Regions from separate parts of the Mus musculus genome. Here region 2 is linked to region 1. The links are chromatin loops, found by intact Hi-C in ENCODE. Cell type or tissue: heart. All regions are shown on one strand. Each heading gives the region's core, and the rest is flanking DNA. Links, peaks and the distances in the headings are about the cores only.

The links. Peaks named below come from ENCODE experiments on the same cell type or tissue, not always from the same donor. Only the 100,000 strongest peaks of a DNase experiment are listed, where the experiment ranks them.
Region 2: it touches region 1 in a loop (3-fold over the local background); 3 of 42 quality-filtered maps call a loop at or near these places.

The regions. Positions count from the first base shown.
Region 1 is chr19:21,379,444-21,391,498 of GRCm38, forward strand. It overlaps Gda (guanine deaminase), which reads right to left. Exons shown (of 14, transcript NM_010266.2): 14 at 11,864-12,055. Among named protein-coding and RNA genes, the nearest start is that of Gda, 87 kb to the right of the region's middle. In heart, for the core only: a CTCF peak has its summit at 6,986; DNase peaks (open chromatin) are centred at 2,448, 4,608 and 5,018.
Region 2 is chr19:21,451,473-21,463,527 of GRCm38, forward strand. All of the region lies in intron 1 of Gda (guanine deaminase), which reads right to left. Among named protein-coding and RNA genes, the nearest start is that of Gda, 15 kb to the right of the region's middle. In heart, for the core only: a CTCF peak has its summit at 6,696 (motif pointing right); a DNase peak (open chromatin) is centred at 6,179.

The DNA of each region.
Region 1 (12,055 bases), core at 1,831-9,830:
CTCAAGTTGCCAGGTGCGACTCACCTCGCACAGTGCATGAGCCCGGAGAAGTGCTTGCACTGACTTTTCTGAACCTCGTCATTTATACTCTAGAATGGCAAAGGGCCCTCATCCCTTTAAACAGACTGCGTGCTTCAGTCAAGGTTTCAGTCAGAGCTTCCCAAGCACAAAGCCTGCACTTCTTCCCTGGCTCGAGTGTGGCCAGAAGCAACTTCCGCTGAATGCAAAACAAAACATAACAAAACAACAAAATAGCCAAATGCAGAAACAGAAAACACCAAGGCTCTATCAAATCTCTTAGGAACTCTAAGAGAGGAAACACCACAGAAATTGATAAAGACTCAAACTTTTCCTTAGGTTGCTCATTAAAGGCTATGACTGGATTTGACAGAGTTTAATTTGGAGTCTGTCCAAGATGATCAGGCCAGGGATCATTTTGCAGCGAGCAGCAGGTGCTCCTGTTCATGAAGGTGAACAGAGACTTCAGCTGTGACCAGCAGCCATTCCAGGGCCCGGCTTCCTCCTGTGTCTGGCTTCAGAGCGCACCACTTTAGTTCTCTTCCTATAGACAAGCCGTGCTGTCTCTGTCTCAGGACAGCCTGACAGCCTCTAGGGAAAAGATGTTCTGTGTATTCTGCACATTTCCATCTTTGAAAATCTGCTTTTGTTCTGAGGGTAAATCATTTCTTTTTCTGAGTGACAATGGCTGTATTTCCCAGCAAAGCTGTCATCATAAGGTGCTTTCAACTGCCTGTCCTTATTCCCACTTTAACCAGATCTAACTATTATGGAAGCACAAAGCTATCAAACAGTGTACTGAATTCATATACATTTACAATGACAGTGCACAGTAGGGACATGGCTAGAGAAAGACTCGATGCCTGACTTGGTGGGGAAAAATGCATTACTCCTTAAAAGGTCATTTTATTAATTTAAAGAACAGAGAATCCTTCCCCTTTATCTATTTTTCCATTAAAATGTTTATACAATAGATTTTGATCATATTCTTTCCCCTCTCCCAACATCCCTGATCTTCCCCCACTTCCATTCCCACCCGACTTCTTGTTCTTTCTCTCAAAAAGAAAAAGGAAATGATAAAAAAAAAAAGAAAGCCAAACTAAACCAAAAAGACAAACAACCAAGTGGAGTTCATTCGCTGTTGGCTAACTACTCCTGTACTCCTGGCCTTGAGACCTGCCCTGGAGTATGTTTGATATTACTGAAAGGATAAAGGGTGACATAAACCCATTTGTCTCCATTTCATGACTGGGACTGATTTTTTTTTTGAGATTATAAATTTTTTATTAGATATTTTCTTCCTTTGCATTTCAAATGCTATCCCGAAAGTCCCCTATACCCTCCCCCCACCCTGCTCCCCTACCCACCCACTCCCACTTCTTGTCCCTGGCGTTCCCTTGTACTGGGGCATATAAAGTTTGCAAGATCAAGGGGCCTCTCTTCCCACTGATGGCCGACTAGGCCATCTTCTGCTACATATGCAGCTAGAGACACGAGCTCAGGAGGGTACTGGTTAGTTCATATTGTTGTTCCACCTATAGGGCTGCAGACCCCTTCAGCTCCTTGGGTACTTTCTCTAGCTCCTCCATTGGCGGCCCTGTGTTCCATCCTATAGATAACTGTGATTTTTTTTTTTAAGGCCATAAGGCACCAGCTCCAGGAACAGGAACAGACCATAAAAATCTAGAAACAAGTTACTGCCTGGGGATAATCACAAAAATGGGGAAATATCTTAACTCGGAATGGGCCATCTAGGCTGGACAGTCCTAGCTCATCCTATGGTTAAACATTCTTGACATAGGAATGCAGACCACTGACCACCTGTGACCCCCCGAGTACTCAACAATGGTATTTTAGATGACCTAATCCTTCTAGAGGGTTTCCCCAGTTCCCTATAAGAAGGCCTGCACGCCTTTGTCTGGGATCCCCATTTCACAAAATGGTTGAACCTCTACCCCCCAATGCTGGTTGTTTCTGCAGAGTAAACACTCTTTGTCTCTGCATACTATCTCAGTCTGGGATCTTCCTTCTGTGACTTTTGGACCCTTATAGTAACCAGTGACACTCCATTGAAGAAAACTGATTTTCCCTTTGCCAGAAGATATTAATTGTAAATAGTTTGACTGGGGTGGGACCTGGTGTCTACTTTTCCTTTTCTGTGCTAAGATTTTTGTCTGGTTTAAACAAGTGTAGGTCTTGTGCAAGCTGTTGACATCTCTGTAAGTTCATGTGTACCAGTCCTGTTTTGTCTGATGGATTCTATTTCCTTGACGTCATCCAGTACCATGGGCTTTTATTATCTTTCCACTCCCTCTGTTTGGGTGACCCACAAATATTGTATTTTCTGGCTATGAAAAGTGTGCCCTTGTATTTTCAATTGTTACTTGGGACCAGCCTCTTGGGATTTGTAAAGTCACTTCCTTGCTTGCCTTTAAAAGAAAGGCAAGTTGCCCTGGAGAGATGACCTTCCCCTGCCAACTGATTGGGTAGTATTGTGGCTTTTTCCATAATAAAGAGCTAGCAGCTGGGGTTGGGCAGGAAGTTCCAGCCTGAAATCCAGGCAGGCAGAGAGATGGAGAGAGACATATAAGCCGTTGAGAGAGGAAAAAGGGAAACAGAAAGAAGCTAGGAAGCAGACAACGAGAAGCACGCAGAGAGATGGAGGGGTGGAAAAGAAGGGTTAAGTTAGACACTAGCTGAGAGGCTGCCCCAGAAAACAACAACAACAGCAACAACTTTAACTATGTAGATGTCTCCCTGTCTTAATTAAACCTCAAGAGGGATCCCGAATAGAGAATCCCAGCATAGATCCCCGAGCACGGAGGGGAGGGAGAGGTCACATTATGGCATCCCACTTAGGACTGAGTGATCCAAAGTTTTTCTCTTTCTGTAGATCGTCTATGTGTGGGCTCCTGTTTTAATTACCAGCATGAATAAGCTTCTCTGATGAGGGTTGATAGATGCTCTGATCTATGACTATAGCCAGAGATCATTATTAGAATATTATTGTTATGTTCCTATAGCTGAATAGCGGTGATAAGTTTTCCTCTAGGGCTAATGACCTAACTAATCTCAGGTTCTTCCACACTTTCCTGTGTCTGATGTGGTTCCCATCTCATGGAGTGGACCTTAAATCCAATCAAAGATTGGTTGGTTCCTCCCATTCTTTGTGCCACAGTTCCATCACTACATCATGCAAGCAACTTTCTGTCCTAGGCCCAGGGTTTGTAACCACTTGGAGACTAAACTGATAACTAGTCTTCTCCTCCAGTACCTCCCAGCACCATGAATACTAACTAGTCCATAGGTGTGAAGCTTTTACTTAGGAACCGACTTGATTTCTCCACGTTTGAGGACATAAGCAAATTGTCTTTCAGTAATAGGACCATCAGGGTATGGAGAGTAGCCAATAGCTTTGGCAACAGCCTGTGATACTTGGGATGGGAGTGTCCACAGGAGCCCTTTGACCAAGGATTTAACAAGATGGAACCCATCCCTGGTACTGAGTGTTTTACCTGATGGTATAACATGTCAACTTGTCCAGTAGGGACATTCTCTTTCTTCCATTATATGGTGAATCCTTCATATGTATGTGTGTATATGCATGTATGCATGTATGTATATATGTATGTATGTTTGTATGTATGTATATATGGTAACATACATATAAAGAGAATTTAAATATATATACATTATATATAAATGTATAATATAGGAAGCATATGTGTATATATTTTAGGATTAAATTTATATATTTAGAATATGTAAAATATATATGTATGAATACATATATTATATAATATATGTGTATGAAAACATTTATGGTAGTAAATTTTCATATGTCTTTTCAAAAGAACTTTGATGTTAGTTGTTCACATATTTCCTCCTTTACCCTCCCATCCCCATGTACCAACTCCATTCTTTGAAAGATTTAAACAAAAACCTGCTTTTGTTGGCAATGAAAACTTACTGCTCTGTTCCACTGAGTAACACCTTCAAACATCCCTGAAGTACCTTGTCTCTCTCCTGGATTTCATGTCTAAGTCTTACTTTATTGAATCATTAATTCAGGAATGTAAAAACAATGTGTCTGTTAATGGCTATAACAGAACACAGTGCCATCAAATTGGACATTGTTATTATTGTTTATTTATTATTGATGATTCATGTTCATGAAATTTCCCTTCTGGATATTTTTACCTCAATTACTCTCTAAAAGGCAAAAAGCCAAAGTTGGGTGTGGTTGTTTATACATGCAATCTCAGTACCTGAGAGTGGAGATAAGAGGATCAGGTTATTCTCAGGTACCCAGTGAGTTTAAGGTCAGCCTAGGCCATGCAAAACTGTCTCAACTCTCCACATGCCCCCCAAAAGAAGAACAAAGTGTGTAAGGCATCCCTTCCTACATGTTAGGTCTCCATCACTGTGGCAAAAACACTGTGGCAAAGCAGTCTGGAGAGAAAGGGTTTCTTTCATCTCACAGCTTGAAGAGCATCCTGGGGAAGTCAGAGCAGGAACTTACGTACATGCAGGAACTGAAGCAGAGGACATGAAGAAACGCTGTTTACTGGCTTGGTTCCTCGTGGCTTGCTCAACTTGCTTTCTCGTATAACTTATAACCACCTGCCCAGGGGTGGTACCATCCAGAGGAAGGTGGACTCCCATATTCACCATCAATCAAAACAAAACAAAACAAAACAAAACAAAACAAAACAAAACAAAACACGCTGCACAATTTGCCCATAGGCCCGTCTGGGAGGGGCATTTTCCCACAGAGCTTCCTTCTTCCAAAATGACTATTTGTGTCAAGTTGACATAAAACTAGCCAGCATAAAACCCAGTCCAGTGTGGGCTGTGGTTTCTAGTCCGTGCATGCTAGGAGACAATATGACTAGAGGATTTGCAGAAAGTATGCCCCCCCCCCCCCAGTTCAGGAAAGCTGCCTGGGGTAGCCAGAGCCTTAAAGCATTTGACACATGTTTCAGCGGAAGGTCCTCAGGCTTCCTACCCAAGGGACTAGATCTCTGGGCCACCACATCTCAGAAGCCCAGACAGTTTCTCAGTATTCAGATGTTGCCGTCCCAATACACCCTGCATCTGTTCTGAGAAAGGGGTTGGGGAGAGCCATATGGACTTGTTCTGAGAGCTGCTCAGGCCCTGGGGATAAGGGCAAATTTATACTTATAGACTGAATCTACAACTGGCTTTAAGCTTCATGCTGTAAGTTAGAAACATGAACACTTAATACCATTAAGAAATCACACGTGGAATGTTTTAGGCATAAAAGACCCTTAATATTTTGATTAATTTTGAGTGGTTAATTTTGATTAATATTTAAAAACAAACTAATAAATATTTAAGTGGTTTAATTAGTCTCCAGTGTGAGTTCCAGCTTTCTGGCTCTATCTACTGAACTATGAGCACCCAGGTGGCTGGATGCTGTCTGTACAGCATGTCACTTACTCCTCACGACCTGAGGATGGACACTGGTTATCCCTTCTAGTTATCCCTAAACATAAAAGGGAGCTCTTTCTTTCTTTCTTTCTTTCTTTCTTTCTTTCTCTCTTTCTTTCTCTCTTTCTTTCTTTCTCTCTTTCTTTCTCTCTCTCTCTCTCTCTCTCTCTCTCTCTCTCTCTCTCTCTCTCTCTCTCTCTCTCTCTCTCTTTCTTTTTTTTTTTTTTTTTGTTTTTCAAGACAGGGTTTCTCTATGTAGCCCTGGCTGTCCTGGAACTCACTTTGTAGACCAGGCTGGCCTTGAACTCAGAAATCCGCCTGCCTCTGCCTCCCGAGTACTGGGATTAAAGGTGTGAGCCACCACGCCCGGCTGAGCTTTTTCTTAAAATAAAAGCAAAGGACAGAACATTGGAGACATGGAAACCTAGGGTAATCGTCTACCTCTGACTCCTCCCCTGCTGGGCGAGGCCAAGCTTAGATTTGGACCCTAGCACAGTGCTCATGGTGACACAGAGGCTTTGGAGCTGACACCTCATCAGGTGCTCTAAAAACCACTAAGTTTCTAGAAACCACGTAGTAAAGCACAAACATAGAATAAAATTTAGAGTACAAAATGGAATATAATAGTAGCAAAAATAGCCCAGGGCATCACAGATAAAGTACTATTTTATAAAACTGTGTTTTAAATGTTCGTGCCCATTTATAGCAGGAACTTATTCTTGTCTTGTACAAGTAACAGTTTTATGTGACATTTCTTACATGCACACAATGTTACATCCTCACTCCTTCAGATTGCCCTGCCTTCCTTTCTCTCCCCTTCTCTTGACCCCTTCTTTATTCCAGGAGACTCCCTGATTCCTCTGTGCCATTTTGTCATTTATCTTAATTCCACAGATGAGGGAAGGATGAAACTGTTGTCTGTCTGAGTCTGGTTCATTTTCCTTGCCCTGATGATTTTGAGTTCTATTCATTTTCCTTCAAGTAACATGATTTTCATCTCTTCTGTTTTTCTGTAGTTTCTCCTGGTGTTTTTAGATAAGATCTCACTATGTGTCCCTGGCTGATCTAGAACTTACTATGACCCACCTCCCTGTGCCTCCCCAAGTGTTAGAATTAAAGGGACACACAGCCACACTAGCATGACTTTCTTCTTTTTATAACTAAATTATACATATACACATAGGAACTACATATCTTTACCTTGGCTATTGTGAAGAGTGCCATAATAAATCAAGTATGTGGGTGGCTCTATTATATGTCGACTTGGAGTGTTTCAAGTATACATCCTGCAGTGGGTTAGCTGGGCTACATGGTAGTTACATTTTTATTTTTTAAAATACCTCCACACTGATTTCCATAAATGGCTGTATTAGTTTAACATCCATCCAACCACCTATTACTGTTCCTTTTCCTTCTCTAGCTTTGTTCTTGTTTCCCTGGTGACAGCCATTCTGACCAGGGGAATATGCGCCACCAATGCAGTTTCAATTTGCATTTCCCTAGTGGCTGAAGATGTTGCCAGGTTTGAATCTTGTATTGTATTTACTGACCCTTTGTATTTTTTTTCCTTTGAAAAAACGTGTGCTCAGTTCTTTGGCCACTTGCTTGGATTGCTCCTTTCCTTTGTCATTCATTTCCTTGGATGTCTGTCTATCTTGGACACAACCCCTCTATCACATGACTAGCTGGGTAAGACATTCTCCCATCTGCAAGCTGTTTTTGATGTGCATAAGACTTTAAATTCTGGAAATCCCACTTGACAGTCCTTGCTACTGTTTCCTGAGCTACAAAAGTCCCATTCAGAAAGCCTATGCCTATGTGTTGACATATTTCCTGACTTTGTTTCTCTAGTAGTCTCAGACTTTGGGGTCTTATATTAAAGTCTTTGAGCTGATTTTCATAGAGGGTAAAATGTAGGGATCTAGTTTTGTTCTTTCTAACATGGATATCCAGTTTTCTAGGCAGTACCTCTTAAAGAATCTACATTCTTTTCTTTCTTCATTTTGAAGATTGATTGATTGATTGATTGATTTTGTGTGTGTGTGTGTGTGTGTGTGTGTGTGTGCATATATGTAGATGTCTTCAGAAGTCAGAACGTGTCAAATCCCCCAGAGGTGAGGTTACAGGAGTGAGTACTGAATTTCAGTCCTCTTTGCAAAAGCAGGAAGTGCTCTTAACCACTGAGCCATTTATAAAGCCCAGTGGGTATTTTGTTTCTTTTCTTTTCTTTTTTTTTATTAGATATTTTCTTTATTTTCATTTCAAATGTTATCCCCGTTTCCTGTTTCCCTCCCTCCCAGAAACACCCCATCACATCCTCCTTCTCCCCTGCTTCTGTGAGGTGCTCCTCCACCCATCCACCCACTCCCATGGGGCCAAGGACCTCTCCTCCCACTGATGCATGACAAGGCCATCTTCTGCTACATAAGCAGCTAGAGCCATGTGTACTCCTTTGTTGATGGCTTAGTCCCTGGGAGTTCTGGGGGTCTGGTTGGTTGATGTTGTTGTTCTTCCTATGGGGTTGCAAACCCCTTCAACTCCTTCAGTCTTTTTCTCTAACTCCTCTATTGGGGATCCCAACAAATGGGACCTCATAAAATTGCAAAGCTCCTGTAAGGCAAAGGACAGTGTCAATAGGACAAAAAGGCAACCAACAGATTGGGAAAATATCTTTACCAATCCTACATCCGATAGGGGGGTTAATATTCAATACGTACAAAGAACTCAAGAAGTTGGACTCAAAAGAACCAAATAACCCTATTAAAAATGGGGTACAGAGCTAAACAAAGAATTTTCAACTGAGGAATATCAAATGGCTGAGAAGCACCTAAAGAAATGTTCAACATCCTTAGTCATCAGGAAAATGCAAATCAAAACAACCCTGAGATTCCACCTCACAACAGTCAGAATGACTAAAATAAAAATCTCAGGTAACAGCAGATGCTGGCGAGGATGTGGAGAAAGAGGAACACTCCTCCATTGTTGAGTCCTGTCTTTTATTTCATTGGTCTACATATCTTTGGTGATTTGATTAAGAGTAGCCCCTATAGGCTTATATATTTGGATGCTTAATTATCAGGGAGTTGCACTACTTGAGGAGGATTAGGAGGTGTGTCCTTGCTGGAGGAAGTGTGTCACTGGGAGCAGGCTTTGAGGTCACAAAAGCTCAAGCCAGCCCCAGTGGCTCCCTCTTTCTGCTGGCTGCAGATTCTGATCTAGAATGCTCAGCTACTTCTTCAGCAGCTTGTCTGCCTGCATGCCACCATGCTGCCCACCCTGACATAATGAACCAAACCTCTGAAACTGTAAGCCAGCCCCAAATAACTGTTTTCATTCCCGAGAGTTGCCATGGTCACAGTATCTCTTCGCAGCAATAGAACACTAAGACAGTATCTTTTGTGCCAATACCTTGCTGTTCTTTTAAGTGTAGCATAGTTTTAAAGCAGGTATTGTGACATCTGTCATGTTGCTTTCTTTACTCAAGTATTTTATGTTTCTGTAAGGATTTAAGTTCAGTAAAGTATGTTATTGAAATTTTGATGGGAAGCGTATTGTTAATGTGTGAACATAGGAAGTCTTTGCATCTTTAGGGCCTTATTTACTTTCTTCTGTGTCTTCAGGTTTTCATCATAAAGGTATTTAATCTCCTTGGTTAAGTTAGGTTTGTTGCTAGTGAGTTTTGTTGTTGTTTTGTCTGGTGTGTGTGTATTTTGTCTTGGCTATTGTGAACGGGATTGTTTTCCTGATTTCTTGTTCAGTGTTAACTAATTTTATTAAGTTAATGAGTTGATATATTAATTTTGTATCCTACTACTTTTCTGGAAGCACTTATCAGATCTAAGAGTCTTCTGGTAGAGTAGTCAAGGTATTTTAAGTATAAGATCATAACATTTACAAATGAGAAAATTAACTTCTCTTTTCCCCATTTGTATATCTTTTATTTCTCTTGCCTTATTACTGTAGCTAAGATAGCCAGTTCTATATTTGATAAGAAGGATAAAATGAGACATCCTACCTTGCTCCTGATTTCAGAGACAATCCATTTCCATTTCCCCTTCAGTAAAGTATTGGCTACAGACCCAACGACTGTGGTCTTTAGTGTTGGTGTATGATTTTTTCTATTCCTAATTTCTTCAGAGTTATTAACATCAAGCAGTATTGAAACTCATCTAGCCGGGCGGTGGTGGCGCACGCCTTTAATCCCAGCACTCGGGAGGCAGAGGCAGGCGGATTTCTGAGTTCGAGGCCATCCTGGTCTACACAGTGAGTTCCAGGACAGCCAGGGCTACACAGAGAAACCCTGTCTCGAAAAACAAACAAACAAACAAACAAACAAACAAACAAACAGAAACTCATCTAAGGCTTTTCTGTATCTATTGAGATGATCACATGACTTTTGGTCTCGATTGCATCTCTGATCTAACATGTTTATCAATTAATGGCTGCTAAACCATTCTTACTTCCCTAGAATGGGACCAACTTAGTCATGATGCTAATGTGCTGAATTAAATTTGCTGTAGTTTATTATTTTTGTATCTCTGTACATCATGTGAATACTTCTTTTTTTTTTTGTTATCTGGCCTTTGTATCAGTGCACCTTCCTTCATAAAATGAGTTTTTTATTCTTCCGTTTCTCTTTTATAAAATAGTATGAAGAGCGCTATTGGTCTTTTTTTTATTCATTCTTTTTTAATTAGATATTTTCTTCATTTACATTTCAAATGCTTTCCCCAAAGCCTCCCTCCGCCCTACCCCCCCCCAGCCCCCTGCCCCCCCCCCCCGACCCTTTAAGTGGGTGGTAAAATTCATCTGTGAATGTGTCTGGTCCTGGGCTTTTCTCTGATGAGAGACTTCTTGTTCAATCTCATTTTACCAACTGTTTAGAGAATATATTCTTTACTCAAATGGTAAGCATATGTGTAGAAATTTGCCTATTTCTTCTAGATTTTTCCAGTTTGTGAGAATGTGAGTTTTCAAGATCTGTAATGATCTCCAGTGATCCTCTGGTTTTCAAGGTATCTGCTGTAATGTCTCAATTTCAACTCTAGTTTTATTAATTTAGGTCTTTTTCTTTTAGTTGGCTTAGCTAAGAGTTTGTTCTCTTCCTTCCTTCCTTTCTCTCTTTCTCTCTTTCTTTCTTTCCTTTCTTTCATCATTAAAAAACCCAACTCTAATTCTTCCTCTTTGTTGACTTTTTGTTTTGATTTTTTTGTTTTTGTTTTTTTTGTTTTTGTTTTTTGTTTTGGTTACTAACTCATTAACTTCAACTCTGATCTTTATTATTTTTTCTTTCTTTGGTTTTAGATGTCTTATGTTCTTGATTTTCTAAGGTTTCAAGATGTTTCATTAGGTTCTTTGAGAGCTTTCTGGTTTTTAAAATGCAGGTTCTTGTAACTACCAACTTCCCCTTAGATCTACCTCTCCTACATCCCAGTGCGCTGATTCTTGGCATGACCTGTATTTCTTACTCTGGGTTGTAGCTTTAAAACATGAAAAAAAAAATAGCATTGGAGAGATGGCTCAAGAGCTAAGAACACTTGCTGCTCTTGCAGGTGACCTGAGTTCAGATCCTAACACCCACATCAGGAAGCTCAGAACCACCCATATTTTTAGTTCTAGGAGATATGGCATTTCCTCTTACCTTCACCAGCATCTGTATTCATATGGTATACATAACAGGCACTTGAGCATACACGTAAATTAAAAACAAATGTGCCTTAAATAATAAGAAAAGTCAGTGATGCCAAAACCAATAGCATCGTGATCAGATTCCAAAAGGATGAGAATGGTAGCTATGTTAGGAGGTATAAACAGCTTAATAGAGGAATGGCTTATTTTGCTCACAGTACCACAGGTATCTGTCCATCATGGCAAGGAGGGCATGATAGAATGATTTACTTCATGGCAGACAGGAAGCTGAATGGAACAGTATTAGAAAGAGGCCAAGACAAGAAATGACCCCGAATAACACGTCTCTAGTGACCTACATTTTCCCATGAGGGCCTCACCTGCTCTTGTTCCACCCCTTCCAAATACTATAGTCTACATTTGTATTTGTCAGTGTATTAAATTGTTCTTTAGGCCACGGTCTTCATGATCTAATGATCTAGTCATTACGTGCACTTCCTTATCGACACAACTAGAACACGTTTTTACCACTCCCCTAATCAACCCGAACCAGCTGACAGTCTAGAAGAGCCACTGCAGCAGCATCATTTAAAAAGGAGTGTGCAGTGAGTATCATATGACGGAAGATGCTTGCTGACCCACAGCGAAATAGTATAGTCCATTTTCAATCTATTATAAAAAAGGAAAACTGTATTATCATCCTTCTTCCATTGAACTGATAGGAATTGCAACCAAAGCAAAAAGCAAGCACAACACACACCAATGGAAACACAAAATCTCATTTAATTTTTTTTTCCTGATGCACAAAGGAGCTCACCCAGTACATTAACAATAAGCAAAATCATACAGATACCGAGGGGAAGGATGTCCCCTTGACTACATACACATATATGTCTCTATCCTTAAGAACAGCAATCAGAAGGTTAGCAATAATGTAAGGGACACCTTCTGATGG
Region 2 (12,055 bases), core at 2,518-10,517, 73 kb after region 1:
TATATATGTGTATATATGTATATGTATATGTATATGTGTATATATATGTATATATATATCAAGGCCTTGCCTGAGAAAAACTAACTAAACTCTAAAGGAAGTTTTTAAACCAGCAAGCCTACACATTAAAGGAATTCTAGAAGATGGATTTCAAACTATGTCCACAAAATAAGCTACCATGGAAGGAGCAGTAGAAGACACAGCAAAGACCATATAGAGAATGAAAACCGCTAAGCTAGATGTCTGAGAGGAGAGCATTAGAAATGTTACCACCTGGAGTGCTAATGAATTAGAGAACATCGGGGTTGAAAGTATCTTGAACAAAGAACACAGAAGATTTCCAAGGCTTGATCACACCAGCAGGCTTCCTCATACCTTGGCTGTCTTTTCCATTCTGCTATCTGACCACTGTTCCTCCCAAGTGTGACACACATTTCCTTCACTCTCTGCTGGTGCTCTTTGTGCCTTAGAATGCCATTTCCTACCTACTAAACTTTGGGCGGGATGCAAGTTCTCTCAGATGCCACCTCACCTATGCAATTCTATCAAAATAATACTATTGGGACTAGCTCCCTCTACTCTCTAATTCCTGCCAACTCCTTTGTTTTTAATGGGTCACCTCTGTTAGAGACAGTAAGCAGGTAAGTATCAGGGGTCCTATATACTTCCAGTAACCCACAAATATTTAAATTGCTTTTAGGATCAATTTTAAAATGAAGAAGACCCAAGATGATTAGATTCATCATTATAATTTATCAATACAAGTCTTAAAATTATGTGTAAAGTATGACTAATATAAATTATATATTTGTATACACAATATATATGTATATTATCCCAATTACATCTGTATTGTTTAAGAAAGGCATCATGAAGGTCGTAATTATTGCCCTATTCCATAATTATTTTTAAAGTTGTCAAAAATGTCGTTCCCAGTTCCCTGATCAACAGCATTCTTAAATAACTTTCAATTAAAATGTCTAAGGTAGGCAAAACGTTTTTATATATGCTGTCTTACTTCACCATTGAGGTATCTATCACATGACCTATGTCAAAGCTTTGTGCAATTCACAGGAATTTACAGGAGGTCAGACAGTGTGTCTTCATCTTATAACCCTTGTCACCTATCATAGTCCAGCACACAGAAAGCACTCAGTACATAATGATTTGAAGCCCTTGTTAATTTTCTCATGATAGAAAATGATTTATAAAACTAAAAGGGATTAGCAGAGACCCGGCTGAAATGGTGGCTTGGGTGCCTGTTTCTTCGATGTGTAAGATGCTGCCAAGCATCCTCAGAGAAACAGGATACCTTCTAGAGCTTAGCTATCCCAACTTGTAATCTGAGATCCATATTACTTCACTTATAAAATTTCCTTTATATACAACCTGACAAAAACCTTGTTATTGGGTGCTGAGAAAACCTGTTTTGGTACAAAGGCAGCAACGAAGCTTCATTTTTTTTTTTTTTTTTTTGCCTAGTCTTTCACATGCATTCCTCACTTCTCCAGGTACCACCTGTGACCTCTTGAGGATCTCATCTACAAACTAGAATACTGCCACTAAAGTCACTATACCCAAATGTCTCATTCCAAGACCTCCAAGCTGATTAGGGGCTCGGCACATCAGTACACAGGTGCTCCTGCACAACAGCATCGGCTAGTCAAACAAAATACTTGTTTTTTTGCAGATACGAGAAACTAATCTGTGATGTCCACTACTCAATTTTAAAATGACAGTACATCCCATTGTCCCATATGCTTGTCATTTTTTCTTATTTTTATTTTCAGCCTTGTTGGTTACTGGGTCACAGCTGTGTAGACTAATAGAGGACACTCTCCCAGAGCCCTCACACAAGGGTCCTTCCTATCTGAGGAGTTGCTGTGGTCACTAGCCCCACCATTTTTATGGCCATGGCAAGGCTTTCCATCATAATCAGTGTACTGGCTAGTTTTATGTCAACTTGACACAGGCTAGAGACATCAAAAAGGAGGGAGCCTCCATTGCAAAAAAAAAAAAAAAAAAAAAAAGTCTCCATAAGATTCAACGATAGGCAAGCACGTCGAGCATTTTCTTGATTGCTGATTGATGGAGGCAAGCCCAGCCTATTATGGGCTGGTGGTCCTAAGCTCTATAAGAAAGCAGGCTGAGCAAGCCATGATAAGCAAGCCAGTAAGCAGCACCCCTCCATGGCCTCTACATCCGCTCCTGCCTCTGGGTTCCTGCCCATCATGACTTGTTGCCCTGTCTTCCTTCGATGATGAACTGTGATATGGAAGCATTAGCTAAAATCAACCCTTTCCTCCCCCAAGTTTGTTTCGGTCATGATACCTCCCCACAGCAGTAGTCACCCTTACCTGTCACACTGATCTCAAAGCCACTCTCAGTTCCCCCTGGGAAACCAAACGTTTTAGATTAGTTTATTTTTACCTGGCAACTTGCATCTGAGGAGTTGAGAGGTAGCAGAAAAGCTAAGTGTGGTCCTGTTTGAACTTAGCAGAAGGCCAAAGTCGTTGTGCCTTCAGAGACAGTCTTTAACTAAGTCACAAGTTTGTTTACGAATCCTGCTTATCAAGTCAACAAGAGCACATAGAGCAGTGATGATGGCTGTCTAGGGAGTGTGCCTTCAGAAGAGCCAAGTCAATTAAGGTCATGACTCCATTTCTAAAAGAATAGATTATTTAAAATAAAATGTATGTGGAGTATTTTGCCTGTATGTATAGCTGTGTACCATAGGTATTTTTGTGAGGCTATAAAAGGGTACCAGATCCTCTTGGACTGGCTTTACAGATGGTTGTGAGCTGCCATAAGGGTGCTAGGAATTGAACTAAGGACTTTTGGAAGAACAGCCAGTACTCTTAACCACTGAGCCATTTCTCCTGGAAATTCATATACAGGAATTCCCTACCAGTCCTCAGGGGTGGAAGACAAACTTAAAATAAAGAAAAAAAACTTTTTGTTTTTCTGACCAATTCTTATTTCATTAAGAAATATTTCCTGTATTTCCTGTAACTTGATACTGTCGCCTTGTTTATATTCTTTGTGGTGGCTCTAAAATAGACTTGGGGTTATGTTACACAAGATCAACACATTGTTGGCTTTATTGAATTACCTGCTTAGCTCAACAAACAACTACAGCTAAGAAAAAGAAACTCAGAAGGAGCCCAGCTCCTGGCCTAACAAATTCTTCTCCTATGTAAAAGTCATGGCCGCACAACTTTTAGTTGACGTTCCTGCACTTCCAAAAGTTTACATTCACCTCAGCTAACTCTAATGTCTTATCAGGTGGCTCGCTGTGTGGCTAAAGTCATTACCTAGCATGTATGAAATCCTGAGTTTGACTGTCAGCTCTGTAAAGACAAAGTAGATAGATATATGATAGTAGATGGCTCTAACATGTATCAACAACATGGACAGTGTCACGGGAATAATTAGAAATTTTATTTAAAAAATAATTAATAACCTTGGAAGGGTCACATAATTGATTGCTTCAGACATATTGGCAGAATGCCTCAGAAGTTCTCCCTGGTGAGACAATAGGCCAGAAGACGATGAAAACACAGAGGGCTGATGGCTGTATCTGAAGATGATCATGCATCCCCAAACATTTAAATACCAGTATCATCTTCAGTTGTTTCCACAGCCCAACAGCTATAAATAGCCTGCAGTATCAGGTTATTAGACTGAAAGTGACTTCAATAGAGAACTTAAACTACTGGTGACTGTTTCTTCGTCTAAAAAAATTCACATAAGCAGTATGTAGCTTACAGAGGCCCTTCAATAAGTGACATGGGATAATACATTGCATTTTGAATCAGTGACTAGCATATGATGACTGTATTGAGCAGCTTCCCATCACTGAGACAAAACACCCTTAATGATCAGGTTATAAAGAGAAAAGGTTTATTTTGGCTCGGTGGTTCAGTGCGTGGATACCTGGGCCTACAGAAGCAGAGTACATGGTGGATATTAGTGTTTTGTAGAGCAGCCCTGCTGATCTCATAGTGGCCAACATGCAGAAAGAAACGACTGAGGTCCAAATATCTCCATCAAGGTCAAGATCTGATATATCACACACACACACACACACACACACACACGAGATACCACTTTCTAACATTACCACCACCTTCCTGTTTCCAGCGCCTGTACAGACCCAGTTTTTCTGAGATACAGGGTCATACAATGATTTACCATTAGTAGCAATAATAATTTTCCAACCTATCTCACAAATTTTTGAAGAGCACATTCTAAGTCCCTAATTACATACTCCAGTTGTAGAACATGATGCATGCTCACAGAATCGATAGACCACAGCAGTCAGCAGCAACAGCCATTTAAAAAGATTTTTTTTTAATAAGGACACATCTTTGCATCTTCCTTATTCACAGATTGTCTTAAAAATGTTATGTTAAGAGTTGGTTACTTTTCAACTGATTTTTCTAAGTTTTAGTGTGTGTGTGTGTGTGTGTGTGTGTGTGTGTGTGTGCATGCGCGCGCGCGCACATAGTACCCTCAGAAGCCTGAGTGCATCTAATCCCTTGGAGCTGGAGTTACAGGTGGAGAGTGTCTGGTGTAGGCACTGTGAGGTAAACTTGCATCCTCTGGAAAAGCAGCAAGTGTTCTTATTCAGTGAGCCGCCATCTTTCTAGCCCTTCCAGCATCTTCTTGAGAGTTACCACATACATGCCAGGACAAGTTACACAGAGGCCCTTCAGCCACACAGCTAATGAAGAGACCATGAACAGCAGACATGGTCAACCACAATTATAGATTGCCTTCCAGGTGAATTAGTGGAAAAAGTCACCCCTGTGTGTGACAGGGTCTCTGACAAGCAAATCACCATACCTGGAGCCTGGGAGCAGAAATACCAAGATGGACAGAAGGATGATTAACATGGTCTCGAATAAGCTTTTGCTATGTCCAAAAAGGCAGCCTATCAAAGAACCGGATAGTATTTAAATTAAGTCACATGCCCATAAAGCTACTGAAAGTCCAGGCAATTGTACAAGAACACACCTTGAGAGTTTACTTTCTGCCTGAGGAAATGAAATTCTCATGAATATTTGAAATCTCGACTAATGCCTGGCAGCGCATTTGTAAGCATCAGATTGGCATCATGGGCTGAGTCGTGGATGCTCTGAGAAAGCACAGAGTGGTGTTCCTGGGAGTGGACGAGTGACTGTAGGAAAAGAACGTTGTGGGCTTTCAGAACATGGTCAAAAGAATGATCCATGGTAAACAATGCCTTTGGGGGAAATGTGAGCGAGGCTCCAGGAAAAGAGGTGAGGGCCTTTTACCTCGTCTAGATTTTGTTTCCTGGATGGTTCTTGGAAGTGATTTCATGCCTCCTGAAACAATTACTTGCATTCAGTTCGCAGGACATGTTTATTCCTGTTGGCTGTCCGGAGCAGAGCTAGAGAACCCAATCTGGTTCCGGTACTTCTGGGTATGCTGAGTGCTGTCCTTAGTGTGTGCTGCATCTGGATATGTTTTTCTGTCTTGTTCTCATGCCTTCCCAGATATAATCTATAGTACTTGCCGGGCAATTCTGTTTAAATTTCCTGTCCTAAGAAGGTTCTGGAAAGGGCTGCTCCGTTAATATGTGTTTACTTACATGCTTTTCTAAGTTTTTCTGATAATGTTTTTCTAAACTCAAACAGCCTTCCTTGGACCACCGTTTTCTTTGTTCCATTCCTGTATAAAAGTACACTGGAATGGAAGTAAGGCTGTCTACTGGAGTAGACTGTAGCCTGCCCCATTCTTTAAGGTCTTCAAATCTTGGGGCTCAAAGACAGATCTGCACAAGGTTGGGGAAGTCAACAGAGGGTGTGGACCAAAAGATGGGAAATTCAATCATCTAAAAAGCTGGTACAAATGAGTTTGCCTGGCTTGCTCCATTATTTCTCTCCACCTCTTTTCCTGTCCCTCACTCTCCATCAAACCACATGCCACTTCTGAAACTCCTAAACCCTGTCTGAATTGCAAGATCTGTCTCCTTATTCTCATTTCAATTGCCATCAATGTAGCAAAAAAAAAAAAAATCCTGTGTTCCTTCTTCCCACTTGACTGTTTGGACAGATGGGGATGTGAACAATTGTAGAGGCTTCCATTCATGCAGCCAAAGGTTGTGATTTCCTCCTTAGTGTTAGTCACTGACATGTTGTTTTGCTCAACTGGATTAAATCATTTTCCGTGAACAGTCATCACTGGGGAGGGAGGTGCGGAGCAGCTAGGGAGGCTGTTCCCAGTTCTTTAAGAGAAACGATACATTTTTTTTCAAATGCTTCCTTGGCACCTAGGACTCTTATTTTGATGATGCATTTGTTCTCAGTGCTTAGGGTGGTACACGGGGCTCAGCACACTCTAGGCAAGCCCTCTGTCACTGAGCCACATCTCTGGCTCTGCAATTCTGAATAATGAAAAGAATCTAATTCTACTATGTGACTTGGTTTCATTTGTTTATTCCATTGTAAAACAAGCTCAATTTTATAGACGAGGCATGCCGGTTGGACCTTTAGAAGTGAACCTTCATTACTTCCTATTCTTTGAAATGAAGATACTGACAGTGTCTAGCATCCCAGTGAAACAGATGCTAAATTCTACTCCTGAGAAAAGAAATAACATATTTTTAAATTTTGTGTTTATGTTTTGCCTGCATGTATGTACATATGCATGTGGTACCTGTGGGGGCCAGAAGATGGTGTCAGATGCACAAGAACTGATGTTACAGGTGGTTGCTGTCAGCCTCCCCATGGGTGCTGGGAACCAAACCAGGGTCCTCTGCAAGAGTAATAGTGCTCTGAACTGCTGAGCTATCTCCAACCCTCTTATTTCATTTGTAACAGGGCTACAATTACTTCTGAACTCTGACACTTAAGTGTGTTAATGCTGTGGGTGGCATCCACTCAAGTTGAATATTCGTAAATGGGGAAAAGTAGTATTTTAAGACATATTTTTAACTATTCCTTGACAATTTCACACACACACACACACAATGTGTTTTGATCATATCCATGCCCACCGTGCCTTCCAACTCCTCCGAGACCCCCTCCCAACTTCATGATTTCTTGTTGTTGCTTTACGTGGAGTCAACCTAATACCAAAAGCAGCATCTTAATTTCTGAAATACCCTTGGAGAGAGATCTCCCTACACAGCATGGGAAGGCCAGGAAACATTGTGTAAAATAAGACTGTGTCGAGGGGATCCACAATCGATGATATGCACATAGGTATGTCACTTGAAATGAAAGGATCCATAAGACATTAGCAGGGTGTTTAAAGTCTCTAGAGCATGGAGGTAGGTACTGACCTCAAAATGGCATCAGCAAAACCATTTGCATAAAAGTCCTCTGATAACCACTGGGATGATCATTCAGTGTGGCTTGCCTTATTCCCTCCAGCTCCATTCTAGCCTTTCTGCTTCTTTCTGCTTCAGTAAAAGTTCCTAGCTCCTCTCCCCACCCCACCCCTGTGTCTTTCTTTCCATGTGCCTTTTCAATCTCTGTCTTTCTAATTAATATCTCCATGACCTTCAAGAAAAACTTAACTGTGCCTTCAGCAAATATGCATCTTTGAAGCACCTCCTCTCTGGACTTAAATCTACACAGAACTCAGCACTTCCCCCTTGGTAGATATTATATACCAACTCATATGCATCTGACTGTTGTGAGTCATGGTTCTAATGCTATGAAGACACACCATGACCACTACAACTCCTATAGAAGAAAGCATTTAGTTGTGGGCTTGCTTACAGTTTCAGGGGTTTAATCCATTATCACCATGGCAGGGAACAGGGAGACCTGCCTGCAGGCAGCCACCGAGCAGTAGATAAGAGCTACATTCTGATCCGTGTGCAGAGAGAATAAGTCTGGGCCTGATGGGGGCTTTTGAAACTTCAAACTCACCCCCAGTGACATATCTCCTCCAACAAGGCCACGCCTCCTAATCCTCCTAATCCTTCTCAAAGAGTCCCAACCCCTGTTGACTAAGCATTCAAATATATGAGTCTATAGAGAACATTTATATTCAAACCACCACACTTATTGATTCTGAGTACAAAAAAAAAGTGACCTTTATGCATCTGCTGCTTATCATCTTCTTCAATCATGCTAACATCCTGGATTTTTCATCAGCTATTGTCAGCCCTCAAGAACACAGCATAATGGCTCCACAGGCTTTGCCGGAACATAAAGTATGAATGGATTACTGAAATGGGCATTCAAAATTACTTCCACATTTTTTAAAAGCGGGGGGCTTCAGGCTATCAAGCACCCATGCTCCACATGCACCTATTCCCCCATATGTAGAAATAAAACCCCAACAACAGTTACCGGGTTAAGGAGTACAGGACAAAACTCTCTGCCTTGCTGTGTAGAGGCACTAATGATGCTACTTCCTAGGGGCAAGCACGCTGATCAAAACCAGCTGAGACTGGTAACTATGCCTTGTCTACTCTATACTCTGAATTGCAGTCCTTTCTATTCTTTCATTCCAAAGCACTCATTGGATGCCAGTTTTTGGTTTTTTAATTTTTTTTTTTTAACGAAAGCACTGTCAAACACTGTGAGGAACAGGAGATGGCTAATAAGAACTCTTATTTGTAGAGGGTGTACCATGTTCTAGGACCATAAATTGTTAAGTGGTGATTTGCAAGCAGCACTCCAAGTAAATTGCCCTTTCATGAAGAATCAAAGCCTCTACCACACAGTGGAACTAAAGGAGTAAGTGGCCTTTGTGATTAACATTATGCCTTTTACGTAAGTCAAGTCAAAGGCATTGAGAACTGTGAGTTTTCATGGTCTAATTAAAAATCTACTTTTCCAAGGGTCTTAATTATATACCAGGGCATGAGATCAGCAAGAGCTCCCCTTGTCAAATGTAGCGTTACTTAGTATGTAGATTGCAAAATCCCAGAATTTTCACTCAAATCCTTTGGAAGACAATCTTTTCCCATTTTCCATTGGACTGGTATGTAAAGTCAACTTTTCCAATCAGGTTAATCCACGGTGAAAAAAAAAAATCTAACCATTGTTTACCCAACATATGCTAATCTGAATGCCTACCATATTCAAGTATGGTCTATATAAAAGTGTTAAAGCCAAGGACCTGTCTTCAGGGTTAGACTATGGGGAAGATTCTGAAAAGGCAGTGAAAGATTATAAGCAAAAAGCAGGGGATACAAAAGAGTCATGGGTCAGCCTTGCCTGTGAGCTGAAGGTTAGGCATGCTCTAGGACCTCATTAAGGAACTGGGGGTTAATTTAAAAGATTTTGTTTTGGTTTAAGATAGAGTCTCATGTAGACCAGGTTAGTCTCTAACGCACTGTGTAGCTGAGACTGAGGTTGGCTTTGAACTCCTCCTGGTCCCCCTGCTTGCTGGGATTATGGCTGTCTATAACTAGGCTCAGTTCAAGTTGAGTCCTCGAAGGAACATTCTTATAGCAGGTGGGAGGTGACGGGGTATGGACAAAGACCCAAAGCACAAGCTATGGAAGCCTGGAGAACCAATAAGGCCAGATGCAACCCATGGTGAGGCAACCAGGAACCATGAAACAGTGTTTTCTAAAATAAATTGGTTTTCAGAATTTGTGGACAAAATGTTCATAGAAACACTGTTGACAGTAGCCAGAGGGTGTAAATATCCCAAATGTCCCTCAGCTGAAGAACAGATCTTTTTTAAATGTGGCATAATCAAACAATAAAATGGTATTAAGCTATAAAAAGGAGTGGGTTTAGGCACACACCATGGCATAATATGCTTTGAAACTGTGTGTGCTAAGTAAATAAAGCCCTACATAAAAGGTGGTTCATTAGTGGTGTTCATTTCTTAACAAAAGCCAACATATACAAGTCTGTATATAAAGGAGGCCTGGTAGTAAATCTAGTAGAATGAGGAAGGAGGTTTAGTGCAGTTGCTCAATGGGTCATGAGGTTCCTCTGAGGGAGTGTGCAACTCCAGAGCTAAACACTGGTCATGATGGTGAAATGTCCACCGCTCTGAATACAAGGAGCAAACTGAATCATATTCGTTAAACTGTGCAATGTATGTTGTGCAATTAAAAAGAAGAAAGAAAGAAAATACAAAGTTTAAAGTAAAGACACGAGGATTAATAAAAAACCAATCTAACAACACAAACGGTTAAAACTACACCTGAAACAATCAACTTTCCCATCCTACACTACAAAAGAAAGTGTTTGTTTTGGTTTTGTTTTAATATTTCTTTCCAGAAGTTCAACACACACACACACACACACACACACACACACACACACACACACGTTCAAAAGTGATGAAAGGCTCCCTGACAGAGCAGCTCTATCCTGTTCATACTTGTAGCTCTAAAATAAGAGCAGCACCCCCACACATGGAGATCTAGTCACTGCCTGGGAATGAATGATGGCATACTTGGATTTTTATGCAATTCCACAGAAATCTTTGTCACATGGAAAGAAAACAAAACAAGGTTCCAACACAAGTGGCATTTATTTTTCCAATACATGCAATTGGGTGGGAACTCAAATTTATTTTCTTAAACGTTGACAAATGTTTAAACAGTGAAAGCATCAGTACACATCTAGTATGCTGCTCCAGTTTGCTTTCTGATGCTGTGATAAACATGACTAAAAGCAAGGAGGAGAAAGGAGGGCTTATTTGCATTACAGGTGATAGGTATAGCATCTAGAGAAGCCACCACAGGAACTCAAGGCAGGAACCTGAAGGTAGAACCTGAAGCAGAGACCACAGAGGAACCCTGCTCAATGGCTTTCTCTCCTTGTTGTAACTACCTTTCTTAGACAGTCCAGGTCTGCTTGCCCAGGAACTGTACTATACATAGTGGACTTGGATCCCCCACATCAATTAGCAATCAAAAAATATATATCTTTTAGACTGAACCACCAACCAAAGAGCATGCAAGGGCTGGACCTAGGTCCCCTACACATTTGTAGCAAATGTGCAGCTTTGTTTTCATGTGGGTCCCCTAATGATTGGAGTGGAGATTATCTCTGACTCTGTTGCCTGCCATTGGATCCGTTCCCCCTAACTGGACTGCCTCGTTGGGCCTCAGAGGGAGGGTATGCACTTAATCCTGCTCCAATAGGATGTTCCAGGTCAGGGTGGCACCCAAGGGGAGAATAAGGTAATGGGGGGAGAAGTATATAGGGGTGGGACTAGGAGGAAAGGAGAGACAGAAAGGAGAGTACAATCAGAATGTCAAGTGAATAAATACATAAATTAATTAAAAGATTGCAGTTGTAAGAAGGCTGAGGATATTTTGACACATCCAGATGTTACTTATATTTGATAGGCTATGGGAACTGATAGATAGGAATATCTTTACTAACAAGAAATGGAAACACTGCTGAAGAAAGAGTCTAAAAAAGACACACAGTTCCAAGGAGAAGGAACTAAGAGGGAATGACAGGTTAGAGATCTTAAACACCACTGCAGAATAAATGACAGGGGTGTCTCTGTCTGGAATTCATAGGTATGGGATCAAGGAGGCAGGACTGAAAGAAAAAGTTAATGATTCAGTTGCTGAAATATACCTAGTGTCATGTCTGTCTGTCTCTCTCCTCTCTCTCTCTCTCTCTCTGTGTGTGTGTGTGTGTGTGTGTGTGTGTATGTGTATGTGTGTATGTGTGTGCGTGTGCATGATATGTGATGTGTGATATGGGGAGGATTGTAGAGATTGTAGAGGCCAGAAGATGGCCTGAGGTCCTGCCTTCAGCCTTGTTTGAGATAGGACCTCTTGTTTTTCTGTTGCTTACAGTAGACTAGCGAGCCCAATGTCCATCCTCTTGGTAGGGACTTGCTGGGATTACAGACACTTGTACTGCTTCTTCATGCTCTTACTGGTTGTGAGGCACATGTTTTAACGACTGATCTCTACCCCAACCCTGTAGGAGGCAGGAGTCATTGAATCAGACTCATAAAGTTATAAACGCTGCAGAGAAAACAGATTTGGATTCAAACCTCAACATTGCTGTGTATCTCACTGGGAAAACCACACCACTTCTCTGGGCTTTCTGTTACTCGCCATTGTAGCCACTGA